Regions from separate parts of the Homo sapiens genome. Here region 2 is linked to region 1. The links are chromatin loops, found by intact Hi-C in ENCODE. Cell type or tissue: spleen. All regions are shown on one strand. Each heading gives the region's core, and the rest is flanking DNA. Links, peaks and the distances in the headings are about the cores only. Region 1 overlaps TNRC18 (trinucleotide repeat containing 18). Region 2 has its middle 7.4 kb from the start of LINC02983.

Region 1 (12,342 bases), core at 2,297-10,296:
CTTAGGCAGAGAATCAGGACCCTTACCCAGCACCCTAGCACCTGCCTGCCTCTTAGGGCTGTCATTCTGTGTGCCCTTTAAAAAAAAAAAACTATTTAAATTTTTTTTTTTTTTTTTTAAATAGAGATGGGGTCACACTATGTTTCCCAGGCTGGTCTCAAACTCCTGGGCTCAAGCAATCCTCCCCCATCGGCCTCCCAGAGTGCTGGGATTAAAGGTGTGAGCCACCATGCCTGGCCTCTGTGTGCTCTCTTAGGTGACTTCTCCTCTCTCCATGGCTACCCCTTCTTTCTTTGTCCTGCAAGGTCCCAATTCTGTTTATTTTTATTTTTAAAAAATTCTGAGCCGGATGTGGTGGCTCACACCTGTAATCCCAGCACTTTGGGAGGCTGAGGTGGGTGGATCACTTGAAGCCGGGAGTTCGAGACCAGCCTGATCAGCATGGTGAAACCCCATCTCTACTAAAAATACAAAATTAGCCGGGTGTGGTAGCAGGCGCCTGTAATCCCAGCTCCTCAGGAGGCTGTGGCAGGAGGATCTCTTGAACTAAGGAGGTGGAGGTTGCAGTGAACCGAGATCCTGCCACTGCACTCCAGCCTGGGCCACAGAGTAAGACTCTGTCTCAAAAAAAAAAAAATCTGAATAGTTGAAGTCAGCACGTCCTGATGCTGGTGCTGGGCATTGCTGGTGAGGGGGTGGCCTTTGGGGAGGCGGGGAGGATCCTTGGTGGGAGGAATTCCTTCCTGGCAGCTCCTGCCTGGGAGACCCAGCAGCTGAAGATGCTGGGTCCGCTGAGGTTCAGAGAAGGCAGGTGACCAGCTTGGGGTCACACAGCAGAGAAAGGGCCTGTGTTAGGCTGAGGTTAAGAGTCCTGGCTGCAGGGTTCGATGGTCTCGATCCAAAGCCAGGCAGCTCTGCTGTATCGTCTTGGGCAAGTGGCCTGCTCTGAGTTTTCTCGTCTTTAAAGTGAGGACATTAAGTCTCTTCCTTATAGGTTGTTTTTGAGGTTTAAATGAGGATGACAGTGGCAAAGCTCTTGGTCATGTTTGGTAGGCTGTTATCGGGCCCCGCTAGTTGGATCCATTCTGATCCTCTTTCTGGGGGGGACTGGAGACCCCAGTCCCCCGTGAGGGCTGCCTGGGCCTGGAGAGAGACCCAGGGTTGGGGAGCAGGAGAATGCATTGCCCTGAGGAGCTGCTGTTAAACCTCAAGGCGCCCTGTACCAGCGGTCGGCTGCCAAAATAGTTTATTTCCAGGAGCTGGAAGGAAGCTCCTGGTGAGCAGCACGAATTGGCCCAGCCCAGCTTTTCTCTTTTCTGTTACAGGCTTCTCCCACCTGCCCAGTGGGCTGTACCCATCCTACCTCCACCTGAACCACCTGGAGCCCCCCAGCAGTGGGAGCCCCCTCCTCAGCCAGCTGGGTCAGCCCAGCATTTTCGATACCCAGAAAGGTCAGGGGCCAGGAGGAGGTAAGACTGGAGTCCGGGGTTGGGGGTGGCACAGGGGCCTTCTGAGAGGCTTCTGGGGCCTTTGGCAGCATCCAGGTAGCCCCCAGCTCTGTCCAGGATGCTGGCTTTTTTTTTTTTTTTTTTTTTGAGACAGGGTCTCACTATGTTGCCCAGGCTGGAGTGCAGTGGTGCGATCATAGGTCACTGCAGCCTCAAACTCCCAAATGATGCACCTGACTCAGCCCCCCAAGTAGCTGGGACTGCAGACACACCCCACCACAGCCAGCTGACTTTTTAACTTTTCTGTAGAGGTGGAGTCTTGCTGTGTTGCCCAGGATGGTTTCAAACTCCTGGCCTCAAGCAATCCTCCTACCTCGGCTTTCCAAAGTGCTGGGATTACAGATGTGAGCCATTGTGGCCTAAGATGCTTTTTTGAGACCTGAGTCCCTAAGACCCCCCACAGGCTCCTTGGGCCCACCCACAGCCCTGGGTGCCTTCTGGTCACACTGTCCTCTTAGGGGCCCTGCTAGGCCTTCCGGGCAACTTTGAAAACAAACCCTGGTCTCTCCTTTTACAGATGAGGAAACTGAGGCTTGGGAAGGGTAGATTTAAACTTGGTTGTAGGTATTTCCAGAGCCTGCGCTCTCTAGGGCTGGGACGCCCATTTCTTCTTGCCCTGGGGGGTGCCTTGCCTTGGTGTGAAACCTCGGGGCTCCCTGCACCGAAACCGTTTAATTTCCAAGAAAAAACACTGGGTCGAGTGCGGCTCAAGCCTGTAATCCCAGCACTTTGGGTGGCCGAGACGGGTGGATCACCTGAGGTCAAGAGTTCAAGACCAGCCTGACGAACATGGTGAAACCCCACCTGTATTAAAAATACAATAATTAGCCGTGCGTGGTGGGGTGCGCCTGTAATCCCAGCTACCGGAGAGGCTGAGGCAGGAGAATCGCTTGAACCCAGGAGGTGGAGGTTGCAGTGAGCCAAGGTTGCGCCACTGTACTCCAGCCTGGGTGAGGAGAGCGAGACTCTTTCTGAAAAAAAAAACCAAAACCAAAACACTGGGGGAGGCATGGGTTGGTCCATCCCCCTCTCAGGGGTCCGCCTCCGCCCAGGCAGGGGTGGGAGGGGAGGTGGCGCTCGCTCACTGCCTGCTGTTCCCTTCTCCGCAGACGGTTTCTACCTGCCCACCGCGGGGGCTCCGGGCTCCCTGCACTCTCACGCGCCCTCGGCCCGGACCCCTGGCGGCGGCCACTCCTCGGGCGCCCCGGCCAAAGGCTCGTCGTCGCGGGACGGTCCAGCCAAGGAGCGGGCGGGCCGCGGCGGGGAGCCGCCTCCGCTTTTCGGCAAGAAGGACCCGCGCGCCCGGGGCGAGGAGGCCTCGGGGCCACGGGGCGTGGTGGACCTGACCCAGGAGGCGCGCGCCGAGGGCCGCCAGGACCGGGGGCCCCCGCGCCTGGCTGAGCGCCTGTCGCCCTTCCTGGCTGAGTCCAAGACCAAGAATGCGGCGCTGCAGCCGTCGGTACTGACCATGTGCAACGGCGGCGCCGGGGACGTGGGGCTGCCCGCGCTGGTGGCCGAAGCGGGGCGCGGGGGTGCCAAGGAGGCTGCCCGGCAGGACGAGGGCGCGCGGCTGCTGCGGCGCACGGAGACCCTGCTCCCTGGGCCGCGCCCCTGCCCCTCACCGCTGCCCCCGCCGCCCGCGCCCCCCAAGGGGCCTCCTGCACCCCCCGCGGCCACCCCCGCCGGCGTCTACACCGTCTTCCGCGAGCAGGGCCGTGAGCACCGCGTGGTGGCGCCCACCTTCGTGCCTTCCGTGGAGGCCTTCGACGAGCGCCCGGGGCCCATCCAGATCGCATCCCAGGCGCGCGATGCCCGGGCCCGCGAGCGCGAGGCTGGCAGGCCAGGGGTCCTGCAGGCGCCCCCCGGCTCCCCGCGGCCTCTGGACCGGCCCGAGGGCCTGCGCGAGAAGAACTCGGTCATCCGCTCGCTCAAGCGGCCGCCCCCCGCGGATGCCCCCACGGTGCGGGCCACACGCGCCTCCCCGGACCCCCGCGCCTACGTGCCTGCCAAGGAGCTGCTCAAGCCCGAGGCGGACCCGAGGCCCTGCGAGCGTGCGCCCCGCGGCCCAGCCGGTCCTGCAGCCCAACAGGCCGCCAAGCTCTTCGGCCTGGAGCCCGGGCGCCCCCCGCCCACCGGCCCTGAGCATAAATGGAAACCCTTCGAGCTGGGCAACTTCGCCGCCACGCAGATGGCCGTGCTGGCCGCGCAGCACCACCACAGCCGCGCCGAAGAGGAGGCCGCCGTGGTCGCTGCCTCCTCCTCCAAGAAGGCCTACCTGGACCCTGGGGCTGTGCTGCCCCGCTCGGCGGCCACCTGCGGCCGGCCGGTCGCTGACATGCACTCTGCGGCCCACGGGTCTGGAGAGGCCTCGGCCATGCAGAGCCTTATAAAGTACAGTGGCAGCTTTGCCCGGGACGCCGTGGCCGTGCGCCCTGGTGGCTGTGGCAAGAAGAGCCCCTTTGGAGGTTTGGGCACCATGAAACCCGAGCCTGCGCCCACCTCTGCGGGTGCCTCCCGAGCCCAGGCCCGTCTCCCACACTCCGGAGGCCCTGCAGCGGGCGGCGGCCGGCAGCTGAAGCGGGACCCCGAGAGGCCCGAGAGCGCCAAAGCTTTCGGGCGCGAGGGCTCTGGTGCCCAGGGTGAGGCAGAAGTGCGACACCCGCCTGTGGGCATTGCAGTGGCTGTGGCCCGGCAGAAGGACAGTGGCGGCAGTGGCCGGCTGGGGCCTGGGCTGGTAGACCAGGAGCGCTCTCTGTCGCTGAGTAACGTCAAAGGTAGGTCCTGGGCAGAGCCCAGGTGCGGGTAGGATCTTGGGTCTCTCTGCCGTTTCCCGTACATTACAGTGTGGGCCCTTTCCCTTTGCTATTGCTAAGTCTTTATAAGTATCATTTTTTAAAATGGTCTTGAATGTTCTGTTGCGAGCATGTACCATGGTTCAGTTTTCCACTCCCTTGATGGGCATTTTCGTTTGTTCCTTCTCCGATGTTTTGTGTTCGGAACGTTGCTTTCAGTCTTTGTGTGCATCGCACCTTCGTGATACTTTCAGTCATTTCCTGAGAACAGATGGTCTTGGGAATAGACAAATATCAAACCTTCAATTTGAAGTCATCGAGGGACCTAACTGTGCCTTACCGATTCCAGTGTCCCCGGTACCTAGCCAGCCTGGGCTCTGGCACGTAGTAGGTGTTTGATGGATGAGTGAATGAGTGAGGAACAGACAGAAACTGGGGTTCCAACATCCTCACGGTCTTGATACTCAGTACTTGAGTGACTTTTTAGGTAGGTAGAGAGTTTACGTGCCTGTAAGTGGTTTATGAGTATCTGTTATATTTTGGATTCTTTAGAATTGTTTTATTTATTTATTTATTTTTGAAACGGAGTTTCACTCTTGTTGCCCAGGCTGGAGTCCAATGGCACGATCTCAGCTCACCGCAACCTCCGCCTCCCAAGTTCAAGTGATTCTCCTGGCTCAGCCTCCAGAGTAGCTGGGATTACAGACATGTGCCACCATGCTTGGCTAATTTTGTGTTTTTAGTAGAGACAGGGTTTCTCCAAGTTGGTCAGGCTGGTCTCGAACTCCTGACCTCAGGTGATCCGCCCATCTCAGCCTTCCAAAGTGCTGGGCATTACAGGCGTGAGTCACTGCCCCCAGCCTGTTTTATTTATTTTTAGTTTATAAATTATTATTTTGTTTTAGAGATAGAGTCTTGCTCTGTTACCCAGGGTGGAGTGCAGTGGTGTGATCATAGCTTACCGTAGCCTTGACCTCCTGGGCTCAAGCGATCCTCCAACCTTAGCCTCCCAAGTAGCTGGGACCGCAGGTATGCGCCACCACGCCCGACTAATTTTTTCTTTTTCTTTTTTTTTTTTTGGAGACAGAGTCTTGCATTGTTGCCCAGACTGGAGTACAGTGGTGCCATCTTGGCTCACTGCGACCTCTGCCTCCTGGGTTCAAGCGATTGTGCCTCAGTCTCCCCAGTAGCTGGCATTACAGGTATGCATCACCATGCCTGGCTAATTTTTGTATTTTTAGTAGAGATGGGGTTTTGCCATGTTGGCCAGGCTGGTCTCAAACTTCTGACCTCAGATGATCCGCCTGCCTTGGCCTCCGAAAGTACTGAATCTCCTACCTGTGTCACTTTTTTTTTGTTGTTTTTTGAGATGGAGTCTCGCTCTGTCACCCAGGCTGGAGTGCAGTGGCACAGTCTCTGCTCACTGCAACCTCTGCCTCCTGGGTTCAAGCGATTCTCCTGCCTCAGCCTCCCGAGTAGCTGGGACTACAGGTGCGTGCCATCACGCCTGGCTAACTTTTGTATCTTTTAGTAGAGACAGGGTTTCACCATATTGGCCAGGCTCGTCTCAAACTCCTGACCTCAAGTGATCCACCCGCCTCGGCCTCCCAAAGTGCTGGGATTACAGGCATGAGCCACCGCATCTGTTTTTTTTTTTTTTTTTTTTTTTTTGAGACAGACTTTTGCTCTGTTGCCCAGGCTGGAGTGCAATGGCATGATCTTGGCTCACTGCAACCTCCGCCTCCTGGGTTCAAGTGATTCTCATGCCTCAGTCTTCTGAGTAGCTGGGATTATAGGTGCACGCCACCATGCCCAGCTATTTTTTTGTATTTGTTTTTCTTTAGTAGAGACAAGGTTTCACTGTGTTGGCCAGGCTGGTCTCAAACTCCTGGCCGCAGTTGATCCACCTGCCTCAGCCTCCCAAAGCTCTGGGATTATAGGTGTGAGCCACCATGCTTGGCTTTTTTTTTTTGGATGGAGTCTCGCTCTGTCACCACGCTGGAGTGCAGTGGTATGATCTTGGCTCACTGCAACCTCCGCCTCCTGGGTTCAAGTGATTCTCCGGCCTCAGCCTCCTGAGGAGCTGGGGTCACAGGCACCCGCCACCATGCCCGGCTAATTTTGTATTTTTTTTTCTTTTTTTTTTTTTTTTTTTTTTTGAGACGGAGTCTCGCTCTGTCGCCCAGGCCGGACTGCGGACTGCAGTGGCGCAATCTCGGCTCACTGCAAGCTCCGCTTCCCGGGTTCACGCCATTCTCCTGCCTCAGCCTCCCCAGTAGCTGGGACTACAGGCGCCCGCCACCGCGCCCGGCTAATTTTTTGTATTTTTAGTAGAGACGGGGTTTCACCTTGTTAGCCAGGATGGTCTCGATCTCCTGACCTCAAGTGATCTGCCCACCTTGGCCTCCTGAAGTCCTGGGATTACAGGCGTGAGCCACCGCGCCCAGCCAGCTGTGTCACTTTCCCACCACCCTGATGCCTGCCCCAGCCGGTCCTGGGTATCTGGTGCTGGACCTCCCGCCTGCAGTGCCCTTCCCACTTCCTGCACAGCCATGTCTCCCCATCCTCTGTGCCTTCACCTCCCGGTGGAGCCACCTTGGACCGGGCCTGTCTCTGGCCGAGCTCCAGATGCTCCTGCCTTCCGGGGACGGCCCTGAAGTCTTTGGATTTTGAGTTGGGAGGTGGGGCTCTGTCAGGCTTGTCTTGGAATTCTCTTCATCCAGCAGGGCTGGCTCATGGTGAGCGATGCTCAGTGAGTGTTTGTTGACTGACTGAATGAACACACTGCTCTGTGTGGAGCTCCTGGAGCCAGGGAAGCCCCGCTACACTCTGACCCTGGGGCTTTGCATGAGAACCTGCCTTATTCTGGGACAGAAGGAGGGAGGGGCCAACAGCGCTTGGATTGGAGGTGGCCAGCTTGGTGATGGAAAAAGGTCTCCTGCTCAGAGGTTTGGGGCTGTGGGCCCCCCTGGGAGGCAGGAGATCTCTTTGAGCCTTTCTCTGGAAGGATCCTCCCGTCACATGGGGTGGCACCTTTGTTGGGGGCTCACGGTCACTGGAGTCCATCTGAGATCCCAGAGTACCTGTCTGTGCCCAAGAGGCTGTGCGTGTGTTTGTGTGGGGGAGGGGGACATGCGAATGTGAGGGAGGGAGGGAGGGTGTGCCAGAGGTTTGGGATGAGATGTTTGGGGATTTATCTGAAGCTGCTCTTCTCTGTTGGTGCTGATGTTTGAAAAGTAGGTGACTGGTTGGGGGCTGGGTATGGTGGCTCAGGCCTGTAATCCCAGCACTTCGGAAGGCCAACGTAGGAGGATCACTTGAGCTTAGGAGGTTGAGGCCAGCCTGGGCGACCTAGCAAGACCTTGTCTCTACAAAAAATAAAAATAGGTTGGGCGTGGTGGCTCACGCCTGTAATCCCAGCACTTTGGGAGACCGAGGCGGGTGGATCACCCGAGGTCAGGAGTTTGAGATCAGACTGGTTAATGTGGTAAAACCCCGTCTCTACTAACTAAAAATACAATATTAGCCAAGTGTGGTGGCACATACCTGTAATCCCAGCTACTTGAGAGGCTGAGGCAGGAGAATGGCTTGAACCTAGGAGGAGGAGGTTGCAGTGAGCTGAGATCGTGCCATTGCACTCCAGCCTGGGCAACAGAGCGAAACTCTATCTCAAAAAAAAAAAAAAAAAAAAAAAAATCACCCGGGTATGCTGGTGTGCCTGTAGTCCCAGCTACTTAGGAGGCTAAAGTGGGAGGATAGTTTGAGCCCAGGAGGTCAAGGCTGCATTGAACTATGATTGCACCACTGCGCTCCAGTCTGGGCAACAGAGTGAGACCCGGTCTCTAAAAGAACAAAAAAGTAGGGGGCTGGATTCTTTCTCTCCTTAAAAAAAAAAATCCCATAAGAAGTGGTCATTTCTCTCTGGGCAGTCCAGCCTGAGTGCTGAGCCACTTTGAAAGGAGGGAGGAGAGAGACGCCCTGGGACGCCTGTGTCTGGGCAGTTCCCCCAGCTGAGGACAGTCGGGTTGTCACACTGGTCTCCTGGGTTCTCGCCCCAGTCTCTTGCTTTTTGGAGCGAGCCCTCTGCCTTTGTCAATGGGTTTAAGTCCAAGCTCTGCCCTTTGTAGCTACGTAACCTTGAACAAGAGCCTCGAGCCCTCTGGCCTCTGGGGGCGGCTCATCTGCTTGATGCTGGGTGGGCTGACGGGCACATAGTGGGTGCGTTATAAACGCCTCTCTCTCATCTGCTCATATTCAGGCATTAGGGTCTTAGAATGCACCTGCCTGTGCAGGGGAGCCCTGGGTCTTCCTGTTCTCACATAGGATCTAGGTCTGGCCTCAGGGGGCCTTGGACCTTGAGATGGATGAAGGACAGGCATTACCTACATTTGTGAGCCCCACGCAGTCAGAGCCCCCATGCCCAAGAAGCTAAGAACGATAAGGGGCATCCTTGCCAGATGCGGCGGCTCATGCCTGTAATCCCAGCTCTTTGGGAGGCCAAGGTGGGCAGATCGCTTGAGCTCAGGAGTTGGGAGACTAGCCTAGGCAACATAGTGAAACCCCGACTCTACAAAAATAAAAATAAAAATAAATCATCCGAGCATAGTGGTGTGGCATCTATAGTCCCAGCTACTGGGAGGCTGAAGCAGGGAAGGATCACCTGACCCCAGCAGGTCGAGGCTGCAGTGAGATCGCACCACTGAGCCCCAACCTGGGTGGCAGAGTAAGATCCTGCCCCCACCCCAAAAATAGAAAGCAATCGTTGCCGTTGAGCCAGCAGCCCGTATGAACAGACAGCTCCATGAGGTCTCCTGTGAGGGCGTGGACCTGTGCAGAGGAGGGGCTGTTACTCTCCCCATTCAGATGGGGAGACAGGCCTGCAGGGATGAGGCAAGGCTGAGCGGGGAGCCCTGAGCTGAGTTTTGTCTTTCCTACCTCTTCACTGGCCCATCACCTCTAGGGTGGGGCCAGGTCTGGGAGGGAGGGGCTGTGGGGATGTCCCCACCTCCAGCTTCACAGGGGGCGGCTGGGGGTGCAGAGCCGGGTGTACGCCATGGTGTTGGTGACAAGCCTGCTGGGGCCTCTATCCAGTCACTCCCCCCCGATCCGCTTCCCCGGACCCCTGGAGAGCAACCCTATCTGGAACTGCTCAGAGAGAGGCCAGGAAGGGGTTGCCATGGGAACGGGGCCTCTGCGTGAGCCTTGGGTTCCTAATGGCTGCGATGTGGGGCGTGTGACCTGTGAGTGGAGTCGTTAGCGCTGCAGACTCGGGGGCTTTTGCTGCAGGACACCCTCACCCCACCATGGGCCCTGGGCTGGGGCTGGGCCTCTGGGCGGCCTGCAGAGAGGGGGCGGCAGTGACGTGGCTGGAGAGGGCCCTGTGGCACTCCCTGTGTGGGGCCGTGTATGTTGGTGGTCAGCAGGGCCGACTTGGACGCTGATCACAGCCATGACGCCTCCATGTTAGTCTTGTGACTTGGGCATGTTTCTTTATCTCCCTGTGCCTCAGTTTCCTCATCTGGAAGATAGGGATGAGGGCTGGGATCTGCCTCCTGGGTTGATGGTGATTGAATGAGTTCATGTTTGCAAAGTGGCCTGGGGCCCTGCTGGGCACAGGGACAGCCTTTGTTTATTTATCCACTTTATTTTATTTTTTATTTTTATTATTTAATTAATTAATTTATTTATGAGATGGAGTCTCACTCTGTCGCCCAGGCTGGAGTGCAGTGCTGTGATCTTGGCTCACTGCAACCTCCGCCTCCCGGGTTCAAGTGATTCTCCTGCCTCAGCTTCCTGAGTTGCTGGGATTACAGGCACCTGCCACCGTGCCCAGCTAATTTTTGTATTTTTAGTAGAGCCGAGGTTTCACCATGTTAGCCAGGCTGGTCTTGAACTCCTGACCTTGGGTGGTCTGCCCACCTTGGCCTCCCAAAGTGCTGGGATTACAGGCGTGAGTCACTGCACCCGACCTGAGTTTACTTTTCTTTCTTTCAGTCTTTCCTTCTTTCCTTTCTTTTTCTTTTTTTTTGGAAACAGGGTCTCACTCCGTTGCCCAGGTTGGAGTTCAGTGGTGCAGTCATGGCTCACTGCAGCCTCGAGGACACAGACAGTGAATGATCAATAAGCAGAATAGCTGTGTATAGTCAAGAGAACGTGATGGAGCAGAGGTGGTCAGGGAGGGCTTCCTGGAGGAAGTGGCACTTGAAGCTGAGCTCTGATGGTGGAGGTCCAGGTGGTGGGAATGGTGTGTGTGTGGCCCAGAGGTGGGGAAGGGGACAAGTGTGACATGTGCAGAGAGGGTGGGGCATCCTCGAGAGGCCGGCCAGGTCCCCACTTGGGCCTGTGGGGTGACAGATAGGACCAGGATTAGAGCGGATGGAGGGCCACAGAGTGAGGAGGGTAGAGGAGGGGCCCGGCCAAGCGCAGGGGTGGGGGACAGAGGGCTCACTATCTCTCTTCAGAGGCCAACCACATTTGCAGGGAGCAACCTGGGGCTGTGGCCCTTGAGGCCCTGAGGGTGGCAGGTGCTCTGATATGGGGCTGGCCAGCAGACTGGCTTCTGTGGCAGGTGGCGCTTGGGATGGGAAGCCCCTGAGACCATTCACAGTGACAGCCGGGACAGTCGGGGGGACAGAGGGCTTGGGGCAGCCCAGGCTGCACTCTAAGTGCCTGCCTCTTCTGGGGGCACGGGGAGAGCCCTGTGCTCAAAGCTTGTCCCAGACTCCAGGAGGACCCAGGGGGCGTGAGGGTGGCCCCCTCAGGTGGCTGAGCCTCTGGGATTCTGTAAGCTGGGACGGCTGTCTCCCCTGGGAGAAGGAAGCTTGATCTCATGACTCGATTTCTCAGCACAGCTGTGGGACTCTGGAGTGGCCCTCCGTTGCCCCAGTCCTGCCTGAGACCTGTCACTGCCCTTCTGGGCCTCAGTTTCCCCGTGAGGTCCACAGGCAGGGCCCCTTGCAGTCCTGACTGAGGGGTGCATGGTGGGCTCAGCTTCTGCTTTGATACAGGAGCTACGTTGATGTTGGAGGTCCAGGTAGCCCTGGAGGCCCGTGTCCAGGCGCCCTCGTCAACACGCTTCTCCCCGTGCCGGGCTGCCCGGCTGTCCCTCCGTACACTCGGTCCTGCAGGCGTCTGGGCCGGCATGGCTGTGCCCCTCTCTGGGTTCCTCTCTTCTGCTTCTGGGACTGGTGGGTTCCCACCTTCCTGCAGGGAAAGGGAGATGCTCTGTGGCCTAGGCTGGAGTATGGTGGTGTAATCACAGCTCACTGCAGTCTCCACCTCCTGGGCTCAAGCCATCCTCCTGCCTCAGCCTCCTAAGTAGCTGGGACCACAGGGGCATGACACCATGCCTGGCTAATTTTTTATGTTTTTGTAGAGATGGGGACTCACTGTGTTGCCCAGATTGGTCTCAAACTCCTGGGCTCCAGTGATCCTCCCACCTCGGCCTCCCAGAGTGCTGGGATTACAGGCGTGAGCCATTCTGTCGGGCCTGGGGTGCTGCTTATTAGGAGCTCCTGGTATTTGGGGGTGTGGGAAGGGAGAGATGAGAGGAGAAGCTTGATTCCAAGTTTCCTCACCCATTAGGGTCATGGCTGTGGGGCCGCTGTAGACCCCAGTTAGGACAGCTGGGTGGGGACCTTGTCTCCAGCAGAAGGATAGTTTCTCTGTGCTGGCGGCTGATCCCCTGACATTGCAGCTGGCGGTGCTGGACTGGGCCCTTGGGGGTGGCTGATGGCCGGGGTCTGCCCACAGTAGCGCTGCGTAGGAGGACCTAGCTCCCAGCCCACCCCTCTTCCCGGAAGCCCTGGGAAGGCCGGCCCCAAGGGGAGTATCAGCCGTGCCTCCGCCTGTGCGAATGGCACCTGGGAGCCGACGGGCAGGTTTTCGAGCTGCACACCTGGTAGCCTCTGCCGTGGGGCTCAGCTTCCTCCCATTCCCGGGCCTTCACCTGTCCGGTGTGTCCCATCTCTGGCTCATGGTGTTGAACACTCAAAGAGGGGCCAGGGCAGGGTGGCAGGGACAAGGAGGTACCAGGAGGGCCA
Region 2 (12,342 bases), core at 4,082-12,081, 49 kb before region 1:
GATCAAAAATTAGTTGGGTGTGGCGGTGCATGCCTGTAGTCCCAGCTACTCAGGAGGATGAGACAGGAGGATGGCTTGAGCCCGGGAGGTTGAGGCTGCAGTGAGCTATGATTGCACCACTATACTCCAGCCTGGGTGACAGAGGGAGACCCTGTCTCTAAAAATAGTAATAATAAAAAGGAAGAAAAGAAAGAAAAAAAAGGAAGCAAGCCTTTAGCATCAGCCGAGTCATGGTGGCTGCTGTTTTCCAAGCCAGACCCTGTGCTGAACATGTTTTCCTGTCTTCCCAAATTTCCCTGGCAGGCTGGGAGGCGCTCTGTCTGTGGGGAGGAAATGGGGTTCAGAGGAGCTGGGGGTCCACTCTGGGTCACACTGCAAGCTGGGGGCTGAGCTGGGATGGGAAACCCTTAGGCAGATGTTGGCCCCAGGCCACTTGCAGGCAGTCGCCTATGACAGCTGCTGCCTGACAGATCACACAGCAGAGCACAGCTGCCCAGAGCCCGCGGGAGAGGGTCTTACCTGCCCAACCCAGGGAGGGCTTCTCTGGGGAGGTGTCCCTCATGCTGGGCCTTTCGGGATGACAAGAGAAGTCAGGGTGGGCGACGGGAAGGGTTTTCCAGGAAGAGGCAATGGCAGGAAGGGAGTTCCAGGAGGCCGGGACGTGGGATGTGCCGGGGACCAGTGCTGCCCAAGCTTTGGCTGTGGGGGCAGGGAGGGGGGTGGCAGAGGAAGGAGAGGCTGGGCTGGGGTAGGGAGACCTGGTGGAGGGTCGGCCAGTGTTGGTAGCAACCCTGGGGGAAAGAGGGGCCGCTATGGAGCTGTGGGGACCACCACCCACTCTGGGAGGGTCTGGAAGATAGGGCAGGTGTGTACGAGGAAGGCCTCTGAGACCCTCTTAGCCCCATTTCCAGCGGCCAGGCCTTGGTTTCCTGTTCCCAACAGTGAGGGCTCACCACTGCTGAGGGCTGCGCCTTTTTTTTTTTCGTAATTGATGTAAAATTCCCATGACATAAAATTCACAGGCTGGTGAGGTGGCTCAGGCCTGTAATCCAAGCACTTTGGGAGGCCAAGGAGGGAAAATCGCTTGAGCCCAGGAGTTTTGAGACCAGCTTGGGTAACATGGCAAAACCCTGTCTCTATAAAAAAATACACAAAATTAGCCAGGCATGGTGGTGCACGCCTGTAGTCCCAGCTACGCGGGAGGCTGAGGTGGGAGGATCTCTTGAGCCCAGGAGTTTGAGGTTGCAGTGAGCCAAGATCACACCACTACCGCACTCCAGCCTGGGTGACAGAGCAAGACCTCAAAAAATAAAATTCCCCATTTCAAAGCGAACAAATCAGTGGCAGGTAGCACATTCACAGTGCTGTGCACGCACCACCTCTATCTAGTTCTAAGACGTTTCCATTGCCCCCAAAGGAACCCCGTATCTGTTAAACACTCACTCCCACAGGCCCCTCGCAACCCCCAGTCAGCTTCTGTTATTTGCCCATTCTGGACATTTCATATAAATGGGATCATTTTATAGGTGACCTTCTGTGTCTGGCTGGAATGTTTTCGAGGTACACCCATGGCATAGCACAGATCAGGACTTTGCTCCTTTTTAAGGCTGAATCATATTCCCAAGTATGAAAATACCACAACTGGGCCGGGCGCGGTGGCTCACACCTGTAATCCCAGCACTTTGAGAGGCCAAGGCAGGTGGATCACCTGAGGTCAGGAGTTTGAGACCAGCTTGGCCAACATGGTGAAATCCCGTCTCTACTAAAAATACAAAAATTAGCTGGGTGTGGTGGTACACACCTGTAATCCCAGCTACTTGGGAGGCTGAGGCAGGAGAATTGCTTGAACCCGGGAGGTGGAGGTTGCAGTGAGCCGAGATCGAGCCACTACACTCCGGCTTGGGTGACAGAGAGACTCCATCTCAAAAAAAAAATAAACCACAACTGATCCATCCCTCTGTTGCTGGACGTTGGGCTGCCCCATGTGCCACTACTGAGCAGTTCTTATTGCCAGGACGTTCTTTTGTCGTAGAGGGCAGCCCAGCCTCCCTCCGACACCTCCCTATCTGTTCCTGTGACTGGGGTGGTGTCTAGGGTTTTGAGAGGTGAATGGGGTTCTCTCCCGATCAGATCTTAGCCTTTAAGCCCAATGCCACTTCTGCCACCATGTTGGGGTGCACCTACTGGGCATAGCACCCACTGTGTGCCAGTCAGGGGTGGAACCCATGCAGGGTGGGGATGGCAGTGCCCGCACAGGTGGGTGAGCGGGGCTTCTCGTGAAGCAAGCATGACGGTGCCACCTTCTCAGGACCATGCACCCACAGCCCACACTCCTTTCTGGTTTGAGGCTAAGTCCAGGGCCATGGGTGGGGCGCGCTGCTGGACGCCTGTCACGTCCTCACTCTGGCCCTTCAGGTGCTGTTGACTCCTTGGGCCCCTCTGTTCCCCACCCCCGAGCCATCATCCCCTGCACCTGTGGGAATTCCAGGGCCCCAGCCCTGCCCTTGAGCCCTAGGGCCCCGATGGCTCTGATGACCGTGGGGTCATAAGTGGGTCAGTGAAGGCCTGCCCGTTCCCAGCTCTGCGCCAGCCCAGCTCACCCAGCACCCAGGTCCTACCCCAAAGGGGTCTCAGTCTGGGGGGAGGAAGACAGCTGAGGAAGTGGACCCCAGGAGCCCCAGGAAGGGCTGAGGGGCTGGAGACAGTGAAGACTTCCCAAGCAGGGGAAGCCATGCTCCCAGCACAGGGGTCAGACAGGCAAACACCTGCTGGATCCATGGCGGGGAGAGGGGCAGGGGGGCCTCAGCTCAGGGAGGGCAGTTCCCGGCAGAACCCGCCTGGCCCAGCTAGACTTCCCGGCAGCCAGGCGGGGGCGGGGCAGGGGGGGTTCTCTGCAACCTGGGGTGTGGGTACAGGGCCCAGGGCACTATCAGAGGGATGAGAGCGGAACCAGCAGTGCCCACCCCAGTCCCTGCTGGCTGTTGCCCCTTGTACCAGACATGCCTTGTCCCCCCAAGACACTAAGGGCTGGGGCTCTGGGGGTCAGAGGTGGCCACATCCCATTCCTGGCCTCTCACCCTCTTACTCTGCCAGATGGAGTTGTTTTTTGTGTGTGTGGGGTTTTTTTTTTTTTTTTCTCCTAGAGACAAGGTCTCAAGAGGCCAGGCATGATGGCTCACGCCTGTAACCCCAGCACTTTGGGAGGCTGAGGTGGGAGGATTGCTTGAAGCCTGGAGTTTGAGACGAACATAGTGAGACCCCCATCTCTACAAAAAAAAAATAAAAAAAAAAATTAGCTGGGCGTGGTCATGGGTGCCTGCAGTCCCAGATACTTGAGAGACTGAGGTGGGAGGATGGCTTGAGCCTGGGAAGTTGAGGCTGCAGTGAGCTGTGATTGCACCACTGCAATCATAGCTGTTATTTTTATTTTTTGGGATAGGGTCTTGCTCTGTCACCCAGGCTGGAGTATAGTAGTGCAAATATAGCTCACTTTGGTAGAGACAGGGTTTTGCCGTGTTGGCCAGGCTGGTCTCGAACTCCTGTCCTCAAGTGATCCGCCCGCCTCGGCCTCCCAAAGTGCTGGGATTCCAGGTGTGAGCCACTGGCCCTGGCCTTTATTTTTAAAAAAGAAGAAAAACAACAGAGGAATGCTAAGGATGACTGGCACCACGAGAAGCCGGGAAGAGACAAGGAGAGAGTCCACCCAGAGACTTGGAAGGCCACGGCCCTGCCAACACCCTGATCTCAGAATTCTGACTTCCAGGAGACAGTAAATTTCTGATTTTTTTTTCTTTTTTTTGAGATAGGGTCTTCCTGTCACCCAGGCTGGAGTACAGTAGCGTGATCACAGCTCACTGCAGCCTTGACCTCCCGGGCTCAAGACATCCTCCTGCCTCAGCCTCCTGAGTAGCTGGGACTGCAGTTGTAAGCCACCGTGTCCAGCCAGTTTCTGTTGTTTGAAGCCCCCAGTGAGTGCAGGTTTGTTACGGCAGCCACAGGACACTAACACAGATCTGGAGGGGGACCTGGGCAGAGGTGGGGGACAGCTCTGGAGCCTGAGGCTACCTCCTCTGGCTTCTCAGGGGAGCAGGTGAGCATGCAAGTGTGTGCATGCATGTATGTATGTGCCCGAGTGTGGGTTTCTGATGTGCTTGGGGAAGGTTCAGGTTCCCAGAAGAGGCTTAAATACCAACATCAAAGCAGGAGCTAGACCGGCAGAGCTGCATTGCAGACAAAACAAAGGACTGGTGCTGCTATTTTAAACCAGGGCCCCTGGCCAGCCCTGTCCTGGCCTCTTCACCCTGTGTCTGAGGCGGTGTGGGGCTGGGCGGGTATTTAGTGTGGCAGGAGTCAGCATGGCACGGAGGTGGGCAACTTGCCCACAAATCCCCCTGGCTCCTGCTAAAGCCCTGTGGGGGCTTTCTGTCCCAGGAGCAGTGGCCACTGAGGCCCATGAGAGACCCTTCCAGAGGGCTGTCAGCCTTGTCACTGGCTTTTTCTCACGATGTTAGCAGGGCTGGAGCACGTCAGACTGGCATGGATTCTCCCAGTCAGGCGTAGGTGAAAGGTGCTCTGGCCTGGTTCGGCCCCTCCACCCTTTTAAGCATCATCCCACACTGGACTCAGTGGCCCCACTAGTGACTAGTGCTGTGCTTCAAATTGCTACAAAATGTAGCAGTCTAGAACCATCCCCTTATTTTGCTCACAATTTTGCAGGTCAGAAAGTCAGGATGGGCTCAGCTGGGTGGTTTTCTCCTGGGGGTTACTCATGCAGTGAAAGCCAGCACCGCCGGATGCTACAGTTATCTGTGGTGGAAATGCTACATAAGTGAGCGACTACACATCTCTTCCCAAGTCTGAGTTCAGTGACATCACGTTGGTAGCTTGAAGCTGGGAGAATTTACACCACAGACATTGGCAGAGGCTACACATCAGGTTCTCTCCTTATCCCCCACCCCACCTCAGGCTGAAGCCACCTGAGAACTTGTTAAACATTGATCAGTGTCTCATTGCTGTGGTCCCCACATGGGCAGGTCTGGAAAATGTGTGAAACCGGGTTCTGCACCTGTTGGAGTTTTTTTTGTTTTTTGACAGTCTCACTCTGTGGCCCAGGCTGCAGTGCAGTGGCATGATCTTGGCTCACTGCACTGCAACCTCCAACTCCTGGGTTCAAGCAATTCTCCTGTCTCAACCTCCCGAGTAGCTGGGACTACAGGCACATGCCACCAGGCCTAGCTAATTTTTGTATTTTTAGTAGAGACAGGGTTTCACCATGTTGGTCAAGCTGGTCTCGAATTCCTGACCTCAGGTGATCCACCTGCCTCAGCCTCCCAAAGTGCTGGGATTACAGGCGTGAGCCACCACGCCTGGCCTGCACCTGTTGGAGTTTTATGAAGCATAGCCTTAGATATCCTTTTCTGCCAAACCCTGTGTTCTAGCTATTTTTTTTATTTTTTAGAGAGTCTCACTCTGTTGCCCAGGCCAGAGTATAGTGGTGCAATCATAGCTTGCTGCAGCCTCCAATGCTTGGGCTCAAGTGGTCCTCCTGCCTTAGCCTCCCGAGTAGCTGGACTACAGGTGTGAGCTGCCACACCCAGCTGATTCTTTTTGTTTGTTTTTGTGGAGACAAGGTCTTGCTATGTTGTCCTGGCTGGTCTCAAACTTCTAGCCTCAAGCTATCCTCCTACCTTGGCCTCAAAGAATGCTGGGTTTACAGGTGTGAACCACTGTGCCCAGCTGACCACACCTTTTTCTTTTTCTTTTTTTTTAAAGATAATGTCTTGCTCTGTCACCTAGGCTGGAGTGCAGTGGCATGATCATGGCTCACTGCAGCCTCGAACTCTGGGCACAAGAGAGCCTCCTGAGTAGCTAGGACTACAGGAGTGCACCACCATACCTGGCTAATTTTTTTTTTGTATAGATGGGATCTTGCTATGTTGCCCAGGCTGATCTCAAATTCCTGGGCTGAAAGGATCCCTCTGCCTTGGCCTGGCAAAGCGCTGGGATTACAGGCATGAACCACTGTGCCCAGATGACCCCATCTTTCAATAGGAGGAACTTTTTAGGGCTGTGTTCTCATGCCACCACAACCCAGGGGGCCAGATTAGCTGAGGACGTGTCCTCTAAGCCCTTCTGTGTCCCTTCTGTTTTCAGTTTCTCTTCTCTATGAGTATCTCTGTCTCCTTTCCTTGGAGGTGACAGAGGGCACCCATGTGCCCAGGCTCACCCAGGCAGTGGGTGACACCAGTGGGTGACAATGTGGATGGCCCGCCATGCCAGACACTCACTCCAATGCCCATTTTACAGATGAGAAGACTGAGTACTGAGTGGCCAGGTAGACTGAGCAGGATCGCAGAGGGAGGATTTGTTCCTGGGCCAATCCCCTTGTTTCCCATCCATGTTCCCTATCCTTGGCAACTTGGGGGACAAAGACCTATTCAGGCCCCACCACCTCCAGCCAGACCCATCTTCCAGAGCAGCTGAGCCTCGGTGGCTTGGGGCTGGGTCACAGCCCCTGACTGATGGTGAACTGGCCTGACAGGTAATTTGTACCTTGCATAGGAAGATGCGGTCATTGCCAGAAGAGAACCGAAACCGGCTATGAATAATTCCTGCACTTTCAACAAAAACACCAATACAATGAAAGTTAAATAAATACGCTCAAGCCACCCAGGCGTGAAGGGTAAAAGACATAGCGAAAATCATCTGAGCCAGCTCCTGTGAGCAGAGGCACTGGGGTCCTGGTCCTTGTGGAGGTTGGCTGGGCTCCAGCTCATGGGGAGCAGGTTGGCTGGCCTCTGCGGACTGAGAGGGGCCACAGCTCTCTTCCCTGCCCCAGGTCTGGCATGTGACCTGTGAGACAGAGAGCCCCGCTGGGAGGCTTCCAGGCCTTGGCCTAGGCTGTTCTTTAAGCCTGGAATGCCCTCTGTGCCTTCTCTGCCTAGCAAACTCCTATTCATCCTTGAAAACCCTACCGAGATGACATCACTTCATTCATTCATTGAATGGACATTCACTGAGGTCTGATGGGCCAGGCATGGGGGAGAGAGTGATAGAATAAAGTGAGGGACACGCCTGTCATCACAGCACTTTTGAAGGCCAAGGCAGGAAGATCGCTTGAGGCCAGGAGTTTGAGACCAGCCTGGGCAACTTAGTAAGACCCTGTCTCTCCAAAAAATAAAAAATTAGCTGGGTGTGGTGGCACACGCCTGTAGTCCCAGCTACCCAGGAGGCTGAGGAGGGAGGATCGCTTGAGCCCAGGAGATTGGGGCTGCAGTGAGCTGTGATTGTACCACTGCACCCCAGCCTGGGTGACAAGTGAGACCCTGTCTCAAAAAGTAAAATAAAACAATAAAATGAAGAGCCTCTGATATAGGCTGAATTATGTCCCTCGCAAATTCATATGTTGAAGTCCTAACCCCTAATTCCTCTGAGTGTGACTGTATTTGGAAATACGGTCTTTAAAAGAGACGATTAAATTAAAATGAAGTTATTAGGTTGGGCCCTAATCCAATATGCCTGATGTCCTTATAAGAAGAGGAGATTAGGACACAGACACGCACAGAGGGACGACCATGTGAGGACGTAGGGAGAAGACGGCATCTACAAGCTAAGGAGAGAGGCCTCAGGAGGAACCAGCCCTTCCCACTCCTTGATCTCGAACTCCAGTCTCCAGAACTGTAAGGCAATTAAGTTTCAGTTGTGTAAACCACCCAGTTTTTATTCTGGGGACCCTGGGAAGCTCACACAGCCTCACAGGCTTGTAGAGGTGACAAGCATGTTGGGAATATCAGAATATTATTCAGCCCCGAAGAGGAAGGAAATTCTGCCAGCCGCTGTGATATGGACAAACCCTGAGGACATTATGCTGAGTGAATAAGCCAGACTAAAGGACAGATATTGTATGATTCCACTCATACGGGGTTCCTAGGGTAATTAAATTCATAGAGACAGAAAGTACAATAGCCAGGGGCTGGGAGAGGGGAATCGGGAGTGTTTAAAGGGGACAGGGTTTCAGTTTGGGAAGACAGAAAACAGCTCTGGAGATGGATGCTGGTGATGGCTGCACAACAAGGCGAATGTGCTTGAACCACTGACCTGTGCACTTAAAAAGGGTTAAGGTGGTGGCCGGGCGCGGTGGCGCACACCTGCAACCCCAGCACTTTGGGAGGCCGAGGTGGGTGGATCACCTGAGGTCAGGAGTTTGAGACCAGCCTGGCCAACATAGCGAAATCCCATCTCTACTGAAAATACAAAAAATTAGCCGGGCATGGTGGCGGGTGCCTGTAATCCCAGCTACTTGGGAGGCTGAGGCAGGAGAATCACTTGAACCTGGGAGGCAGAGGTTGCAGTGAGCCGAGATTTCACCACCAAAGACTCCATCTAAAAAAAAGGGGGCGGGGGCCGAGCGTGGTGGCTCATGTCTGTAATCCCAGCACTTTGGGAGGCCAAGGCAGGCGGATCATGAGGTCAGGAGATCGAGACCATCCTGGCTAACACGGTGAAACCCCGTCTCTACTAAAAATACAAAAAAATTAGCCGGGCATGGTGGCGGGCGCCTGTAGTCCCAGCTACTCGGGAGGCTGAGGCAGGAGAATGGCGGGAACCTGGGAGGCGGAGCTCGCAGTGAGCCGAGATAGTGCCACTGCACTCCAGCCTGGGCGACAAGAGTGAGACTCTGTCTCAAAAAAAAAAAAAAAAAAAAAAGGATCGGGGGGACCATTAAGATGGGTAAATGTGATGTGTATTTTACCACAATTTTAAAAGAAGTGCCAAAGTTAGCAGCTCAGGAGATGTGGCTTTGCAAGTGTGGCCAACATTGTCTAAACTCACCAATACCTGTTTTTTCTCCGCTTCCCGGGCACAGCAAGACTCTCCTCTCCAGCACCCCTCAGCTAAGTGTGATCGTGTGGGGTGTGAGCACCAGGGACATGGGAGTCTGTGCATGCCCCATGGTGACCTCACATGGAGGTGGACAACTCATGAACTCTAACTGGCTCAGGCTGGCCAGACACCACAAGGAGGTCAGCAGCCTGGGAGCAGTGCCCAGGCTGTGTTGACAATGTGAAGAGGAGAATACGTTTTTCTGTGTTCCATCAAGCCATTGAGATGTAGGGGATGTTTGTCACTGCAGCATAACCTGGCCTATTCTGACTGATACGCCAGCTTCCCAGGAACAACAGCAGATCTGGCACCCTGGAGATAGCTGGCTGGAACTGCCAGGAGCTACAAGGGTCAATGGTTCCCACTTGACCCTTGTAGGCTCTTAGATTTGGGATGGTGTCTGAGTCTCTTTAAGCTGCTATAGTGAGGTGTCACTAACTGGTGGTTTAAACAACAGAAATTTATTCTCTTACCATTCTAGAGGCTTGAAGTCCAAGATCAAGCCTCTAGTCCAAGGTGGCAGGTGTTGGCAGGGCTTGAGGGGTCTGTCCCAGGCCTCTCTGGTGTGTCCACCCCCCTCTACATCTTTCTACTTTGTCTTCCCTCCATAGCTGTTTGATTCCAAACACCTCCTTTTATTGGTGATAGGATCTTGCTCTACTGCCCAGGCTGAAGTGCTGTGGCATGATCACAGCTCACTGCAGCCTCGACCTCCTGGGCTCAAGCCATCTTCCCACCTCAGCCTCCTAAGTCGCTGGGACTACAGGCATGTGCCACCATGCCTGGCTAATTGAAAAAAAAAATCTGTAGAGGCAGGGTCTTACCCAGGCTGGTCTCGAACTCCTGGGCTTAAGCAATCCTCCTGCCTCAGCCTCCCAAAATGCCGGGATTACAGGCATGGGCCACTGCACCCAGCCCAAATGTCCTCTTTTTATAAGGACATCATAAGGAATTAGGGCCCACCGGACTCCAGTGTGACCTGATCTTAATTACATCTGCAATGACCGTCACTCCAAATAAGGTCACATTTTAAGGTATTGGGGGTTAGGAATCAAATACATGAATTTGGGGGGGACTTTCTTCAATCTACAACAGAGGAGGATCTGCGGGAATGGGGCCAGGTGAGGAAGGCAGGGGCAGGGGCAGGTGGGGGACAACCGGACCCCTCCAGCAGATGGAACCAAGTGAACAGGTCTTTCTGGCAGGAGCAGCTCTAGAAGATTCTTGTTTTGTTTTTTTGGAATGGAGTCTCGCTCTGTTGCCCAGGCTGTAGTGCAATGGCATGATCTTGCCTCACTGCAGCCTCCGCCTCTCGAGTTCAAGCAATTCTCCTGCCTCAGCCTCCTGAGTAGCTGGGACTACAGGCACCCGCCACCAAGCCCAGCTAATTCTTGTATTTTTAGTAGAGACGTGGGTTTCATCATGTTGGCCAGGCTGGTCTCAAACTCCCGACCTCAGGTGATCCGCCCGCCTCGGCCTCCCAAAATGCTGGGATTACAGGTGTGAGCCACTGCGCCTGGCTTAGAAGGTTCTTTAGAGAGTCTCCATGGCCATAGAAGCTGGTGTGTGAGTGCCTGTGTGTGTGTGAGTGCCTGTGTGTGTGCCTGTGTGTGTGTGCCTGTATGTGTGTGTGCCTGTATGTGTGTGTGCATCTGTGTGTGTGCCTGTATGTGTGTGTGCCTCTGTGTGTGTGTGTGTGTGTGTGTATGATAGGATTCCTACCTCGTGCTCCTCTCTGGGGTGAAGGCAGACCAATACATGAAGAGAGAGTGGAGGGCAGCCGGGAGGGGGCCTGTCAGGCTTGATCTTTGTGGGTTTGTTTTTGACTTGACGCTGGCTCTAGAAATGGATTGACATTGGGGTGGGCGTGGGATGGAGGCTGATAGGAGAGGGAAGCTTTCAAAGCTGTAGCCATGGGAAATGTTTTTATTTTCTGCTTGAAAGAAAATGCCAAAGAAGGATAAAAAGGAAAAAAAGGTGGGGGGAGGTGACTCTGTGTGTGTGTGTGTGTGTGTGTCTGTGTGTGAGAGAGAGAGAGAGAGAGAAAACCGGGATGCCTTTTTGTATGACAGACTTCTAGATTGGGAAACGAAGCTCTGCTGGGCGTGGTGGCTCACACCTGTGAGTGGCTCCCAGCACTTTGAGAGGCCGAGGAGGGAGGACTGCTTGAAGCCAGAAGTTCAAGACCAGCCTGCACATCACGAGACCCGCCCTCCCCCCACCAATCTCTATAAAACATTAAAAAAAAAAAAAAAAAGCTAGCCTGGCGTGGTGGCATGCATCTGCAGTCCCAGCTACTTGGGAGGCTGAGGCAGAAGGATTTTTTGAGCCCGAGAGGCTGAGGCTGCAGCGAGCTGCGGGTGTGCCGCTGTGCTCCAGCCTGGGCGACAGAACGAGTCCCTGTCTCAAAAAGAAAAAAAGAAGAGACCCCAAGGGAGGCCAAGCTTGGTGGTTTGGGCCTGTAATCCCAGCACTTTGGGAGGCTGAGGTGGGAGGATTGCTTGAGGCCAGGAGTTCAAGACCAGCCTGGGTAACATAGTGAGACCCCCGTCTCTCCAAAAAAAAAAAAAAAAAAAGATGATCCCAAGGGAGAGGGGATATGGATTCTCCAGGTTTGTCCTGAACCTGAGTCTGCGCTAGGTTCTGTGGAATCACACAGGAGCTCCTGCTTTCCAGCCACGGCTCTCCTGATCTCCAAAGTGACCCCTGGGTTACCTTGACCTCAGCACCCCACCCTGCCCCAGGCCAAACCAGGCTCTCCTACTAGTCCTCTGACCTTCACTGCCCCCCTCCTTCCTCATGCCAGGTCAGGGAAGGAGACAGCCCTTACCGAGTGGCAGGGAGGACTGATGGTTATAACGCACAGTACAAGGGTGGCAGGTTGTGTCCTGTGTCATGGGAGTGGCCTTTGCCTCTACCTTCTCTAAGCGAGTCTCAGCCAGGCTGGGGGCTCCCAGAGGCAAAGGGCCTCCACAGTGGGGTCCCCAGCAAGCTGCCTGGTTTAGTTCAGGGTGCCTGCTACTTCCTGGCTGCGTGGGCTTGTCACATCTCCTTTCTGCACCTCAACTTTTTCATCTGTTAAATGGGTATGCCGGTACCCAAACCATACGGTCGTCAAAGCCTGCCTGAAGCAGGGCTCAGAGCACACCATAAGGAGTTCAGATGGGAAAAGAGCAAACTGGGAAGGCTCTGCCTGGGAAGGGGGTGGGACAGCCTGGATTTGGGACGCGTGGCGTGTGCTGGGGAGGTGGGGCTGGGAGAGGTGGGGCGTGCTGAGGTGCCTCTGAGGGACAGGCTGGCCGTGGAATTTGCTGCAGAACTCGGCGTGCACAGGCCTGCCCCGGAGGGGTTCAGAGGCCTAAACAAAGCTGGGAGCCGGCAGGGAGGGGGTGGGGGAAGGAACCTCTAAGAGAAGGGACAGTCCTCTCCCGGGGCACCCACTCCCCACCTAGGTGCAGC

Evidence for each region. A loop is a pair of places that touch in the nucleus more often than their neighbours do. Peaks named below come from ENCODE experiments on the same cell type or tissue, not always from the same donor. Only the 100,000 strongest peaks of a DNase experiment are listed, where the experiment ranks them.
Region 2: it touches region 1 in a loop (2.2-fold over the local background); 17 of 110 quality-filtered maps call a loop at or near these places.

Annotation. Positions count from the first base shown.
Region 1 is chr7:5,379,612-5,391,953 of GRCh38, reverse strand. It overlaps TNRC18 (trinucleotide repeat containing 18), which reads left to right. Exons shown (of 30, transcript NM_001080495.3): 4 at 1,326-1,469; 5 at 2,618-4,282. Among named protein-coding and RNA genes, the nearest start is that of TNRC18-AS1, 33 kb to the left of the region's middle. RefSeq lists enhancers at 9,001-9,564, 9,565-10,129. In spleen, for the core only: no CTCF peak of the experiment used is centred there; no DNase peak of the experiment used is centred there; H3K4me3 peaks cover 434 bases; H3K27ac peaks cover 1,036 bases.
Region 2 is chr7:5,430,116-5,442,457 of GRCh38, reverse strand. No RefSeq gene overlaps it. Among named protein-coding and RNA genes, the nearest start is that of LINC02983, 7.4 kb to the right of the region's middle. In spleen, for the core only: no CTCF peak of the experiment used is centred there; no DNase peak of the experiment used is centred there; H3K4me3 peaks cover 100 bases; H3K27ac peaks cover 94 bases; H3K27me3 peaks cover 2,166 bases.